Linked DNA regions of Homo sapiens: region 2 is linked to region 1. The links are chromatin loops, found by intact Hi-C in ENCODE. Cell type or tissue: psoas muscle. All regions are shown on one strand.

The links. Hi-C counts contacts between places; a loop is a spot of excess contacts. Peaks named below come from ENCODE experiments on the same cell type or tissue, not always from the same donor. Only the 100,000 strongest peaks of a DNase experiment are listed, where the experiment ranks them.
Region 2: it touches region 1 in a loop (7-fold over the local background); 4 of 110 quality-filtered maps call a loop at or near these places.

The regions. Positions count from the first base shown.
Region 1 is chr15:65,449,925-65,452,424 of GRCh38, forward strand. It overlaps DPP8 (dipeptidyl peptidase 8), which reads right to left. Exons shown (of 20, transcript NM_130434.5): 18 at 2,036-2,178; 19 at 1,075-1,186. Among named protein-coding and RNA genes, the nearest start is that of IGDCC4, 28 kb to the left of the region's middle. In psoas muscle, no CTCF peak of the experiment used is centred here; no DNase peak of the experiment used is centred here; H3K27ac peaks cover 2,500 bases.
Region 2 is chr15:65,399,646-65,402,145 of GRCh38, forward strand. IGDCC4 (immunoglobulin superfamily DCC subclass member 4) reads right to left here. Exons shown (of 20, transcript NM_020962.3): 5 at 1,161-1,301. Among named protein-coding and RNA genes, the nearest start is that of IGDCC4, 22 kb to the right of the region's middle. In psoas muscle, CTCF peaks have their summits at 1,283 (motif pointing left) and 1,847 (motif pointing right); DNase peaks (open chromatin) are centred at 1,276 and 1,856; H3K27ac peaks cover 2,066 bases.

The sequences.
Region 1 (2,500 bases):
GAAAAACGTGATTTGTGTTAACATGTAATAGTTTATTATTATTATTATTATTTTTTTTTTGAGACGGAGTTTCACTCTTGTTGCCCAGGCTGGAGTGCAATAGCGCGATCTCAGCTGATCGCAACCTCTGCCTCCCCAGTTCAAGCAGTTCTCCTGCCTCAGCCTCCCAAGTAGCTGGGATTACAGGCATGAGCCACCATGCCTGACTAATTTTTGTATTTTTAGTAGAGACAGGGTTTCTCCATGTTGGTCAGGCTGGTCTCGAACTCCTGACCTCAAGTGATCCACCTGCCTTGGCCTCCTAAAGTGCTGGGATTACAGGTATGAGCCACTGTGCCGGGCTGATAGTTTATTATTTTAAAATATTTAAAAATTTTCTCAGTTTTCATATCTTACATGAGAAATATTGATTGATATAATTGACATAAACAAAGTTCTTTGGTAGGTAAAGGTGTCCTGAAACCAAAAAGCTTAAAAACTACTGCTATAAATATCTCATAGTTTAAACATAAATATCAACTGAAATGTTAAAAAGGAAAAAGTAATTTTTTCATTTTTTGTGTGCACATAATCTGTTTAAGGAGTAAAACACAGTTTTAAGAAAAACTGGAATAAGGAGCAATGAATAATGGAGCAATGGAGGAGAGTAACTTGCTGGTTTTTCCTCCAATGTCAATGTAAAATAAAAGAAAATCAAAAGACCATATAATCAGGCCCTAAAAATCCTTTTACAACCATGAAATCAAAATAGCACATCCTCACCCTTCAAAGTGGAAAAAGAAAAGCAAAGGATAACAGTGAATGGACTTCCTGTCATCTTTTCCATGCTTCCAAACTGAAAGCAGATACAGACACACAGTCATGTAATCTGATAGGCAGGTATGTCAGCCTGACTGCAACAGAATCTTAATTTTTATCCAACTACAGGCACTACTAAATATGCCTCTTACTTTAGTTCTCTTAAGCAGAGGGTGGACACTCTAAAAATCTGGACTTACCCCACAGCTAATAGATTTCAAAGTAATCAATCACTAATCATGACTGCATTTAACTAGAAAATGTAGAGTAACTCACCTGTAAATCATATGGCTTTCCAGCCCTCACTAAAAAACTCAGTAATATACTGGTATGTGCAAAATGGACATTCTCATCCAGGAAACCATGTAAGAGCAGTAAACGATTTGGTCTGGAGAAATGGAAATATTAGAGGATTAGGCAAAATAGTAGAGTATTTGGGAAAACCATTTCACTTATTTAATCATACTTAACCATATTAACTTCCTTATACTGTAATGTTAGAATAAGAATTCAGTATTTTCAATATTAAATTTGTAACATATTAACCAGATGCCACATGCAATGAAGGATTAAAAAAAGATCTTGTGTTCAATTTTTTATAATTAAAATATTAGAACACATCTATAATTATAGCATGTCCCTAGAAGAACTATTTGTAAAATATATTCAGGCAGACATAAAATTTTTTCCACCTTGAAAGTCGTGTACTTAACTTTTTTCAGCAAAAACAACTGCTTCAAATATAACTTGTAAAGAAACATTATATGAATTGGCCTGTAATTCAGTTTTAAGAAACAGCCATGCTATTCTAGTATAACATTTGTCTTGGTTTTTCAGTATTTGAATTTTTCATTAGGATTAAAGACAATTTTTTAAAATACAATTGAAAATTTATAATCTTCATTTTAAAGCTTGAATTAGGCTGTGCCCGGTGGCTCATGCCTGTAATCCCAGCACTTTGGGAGTCTGAGGTGGGCAGATAACTTGAGTTCAGGAGTTTGAGACCACCCTAGGCAACATGATAAAACCCTGACTCTACTAAAAATACAAAAAATTAGGCGGGCATGGTGGCACGTGCCTGTAAACCCAGCTACTCGGGGGCTGAGGTGGGAGGATCCTCTGAGCCCAGGAGTTTGACGCTGCAGGGAGCCCTGATCATGCCACTACACTCCAGCCTAAGTGACAGAGTGAGACCCTGTCTCAATTTAAAAAAAAAAAAAAAAAAGCTTGCACTTACTCAGAGGGGAACTTTTCTGCTTGCATGGCCACAGATCCTAAGTAATAGCCCTGTTCATTCTGGTCAGGGTGACCCATATAACGTTCCGTGTATCCTGTATCATAGAAGATCCACAGAGTGACTGGGGCCCCAGCAATAGCAACCTGCATAAGATGACATTGACAGTCAAGTGTGGTCTGGAAAAAGAGAGTGGCTAGCAGTGAGATCTTACAACTGCAAATTTACAGTCTAAAATTATCCTTAAGCTTTAGCCTTACTACTGGCGCATACATGTCTTAGGCAACTCAGAATACGAAGTGAAGCGCTAAGGTCAAGAATTTGATACTCTGTGAGTCAGTTTCATGTTCCATGGGCATTCTACATACCAAACCTTTAACCTGGGCTAGCTGAAATATGAAAGCCAGGCCCGTTATTAAAAGACAACTGAACTATATCCTGCTACTGAGGAAAAAACGTGTGAGAACT
Region 2 (2,500 bases), 50 kb before region 1:
AGTGTCACAGGTCCAATGAGGCAGTGCAGGTCAGATAGGTGCGAAAATGCCAGCACTGTTCTATTTTATCAGCTCATTGGTGGGTACATATTAATAGTTGTTCAATTTATTTTCTTTAAACTATATATATTCGTGATATACACTTTTGAGTATGAGATATAAACTTATATTTTTAAAGATGTATAGAGTAATAGAATGAGTTGGGGAAAGGGGTAAAAAGAACTGGATTTAAAACTTACTTCTGCCATCAACTTGGGACAAGTCACTTTTTAACAACAAATGGAAATAAAAATAACCCTTGCTTTCTTTTTACAGGACTGTAGGAACTGGCATACCAAAAAGAGAACAGACTTGAAAGCTTGGGTCCCAGCTCTTCCACTGCCTCTCTGAGCCTCAGTTTCTTCATCTGCCCACTGGGAATAATAGTTCTGGCCCCTCCTCTCCCCAGAGGGCTCTTGGAGGCTGACAGGAGAACAGGTGTGAAAGTGCTTAGGAGACTGCACAGTGAAATTTGGCCCAGCACTGGCGTTACCCTGATGGCATCTCCAGTCACTCAGTGGCACTTCTCACTTGTAGCCTGATACTGTCAGACCTCTCTTCATAGATGTGTGTTTTCTCTCCCTCACTAGACGATGAGTTCAGAGGGCAGGGTCCCTGCCTCTCTGTGTTTTGTTCACTGTGCCCAGTATGATACCAGTCACACAAAGACAGCAGTATGCTGGGGTGGACCCAGAGCTTGCCTTATAGTTGCACGGACCAACAGAGGGGTCTGGTTCCACCTAACTCACTGGCTGTGTGGCACCTTCCCAGCTCTCAAGTACTCACTTGTAACACCGTTGTGAGGAACAGAAATATGTAATTATGGTGGAGAACCTAGCTCAGCACCTGGCCTCAGGAGGGCTGCAATAACCGTTCTGTAAGTGGCAGCTTGGAAGTGCTTTTGTAAAGCACATGCTACACAGAGTGACAAGGAAGTCTGTCCAGTTCCCCACGCAGCTCCGACCTTGACCACCACACCCAGCCCTGGGAAAGGAGTTCGTGCCACACCAGAAGGTTCGTGACCACTGGGTCGTCACCCATACATCCCCCTGACTTAGGGGCATGTGAGATGCCACATCCCTCCCTTCCCATGCCCTCCTTCTCCCACCCCCTCCACTCACCTTGTCGGACCCAGGACACAAAAGGGGTGGGGTCAGCTGAGGCCACACATTCCATCACCACACTCTGGCCAGACACCACTGTGGTGTTCTCTGGGGCTGCCACAATGACCACGTCCTGCCCCCTGGTGGACGCCAGGGACCCTGGCGAGAAGACAGACCAGCAGGCAGCCTTACCATTAGGCATTTGCCATGCGATACCTCACCTGAGTCTCACAGTAACCTGGTGAGGTGGTACCGGGGACAGCAGCAATGATTCCATCTGTCAGATGGGGGACGTAGCCATAAAATTCAGCAGGGCTGGGACTGGACCTCTGAGCTGTTTCTTTTAGAGCCAGAAGAATTGCCTAGGCTTCAACTCAGCACCAGAGAAATGATTAGACAGACCCACACCTACCTCCATTCTTCCCTCCCAAATGCAACCCACCATCTAGGCAGAGGACTGTCAGGGTCATGGGCAAAGCACCAGACTTGGAGTCAACAGTTATAGTTTCTAGTTCCAGCACTGCCATTAACGCACTGGGTGACCTTTGGCAAATCCCTTCTCCAAAAGGCCTTGGATTTCCCAGTGGAAAAGGCAGACAGTGGGCTTGAGTTTCTGCCTGTGCGGCAGTTCCCTAAACCCTGATTTCCTGCCAAGTTCTTTGTGTGACCCTGGCCCCCTGGGTGGAGTGGTGAATATCTGGATTGTCCAGCAGGTGGAGGCAGATACCCCTTGAACAGAAGAAAGACGACACCAGACTGGGAGCAGCCTACCAGCTAAGCCCAGAAGGAACAGGATGGGGACGGGGTGGGAGTGCAGAGAGTGGGTGGGAGGTGGGAGGGATGCATGGCAAAGGGAAGCAAGGGAGGTGCCCCTGGGGGAGGCTTGAAGTGAGATCTGTTGAGCACCTGCCAGGTGCCAGGCACTTTCCATTCTTATCTCAAGGACTCTTCGAGCCTCTCTGAGCTGGGCATTTGATAAGGAGCCCAGGGTCATGCAGATGGTGAGCAGAGAAGGCAGGATTCAAACCAGGTCTTTCCAACCCCAAAGACTGTGCCCTTCCTAATCCATCACACTGGGGCAAGAGCTTTTCAAAGAAACGAGTAAAGGATAAGAGCACTAGGCCACAGGTAGCCAGATTTGCAAGGCACAGAAAGCAGAGAGGGACGAACCCCCAGTGCCTGGACCCCTCAGTGACTATAGAAGGGCAGGAGAGAAAGGGGCAGGGAGCAGGGCTTCCGGGCACTGACACCGCCTCAGATGCCTCGCATCCCCACCTCTGTCCCCAGCCTTCGACACTGCATCCAACCAGAGGGCACACAGGCTCTGCATGAAGAGAGGAGCCCTGCCCTTGGAGTCT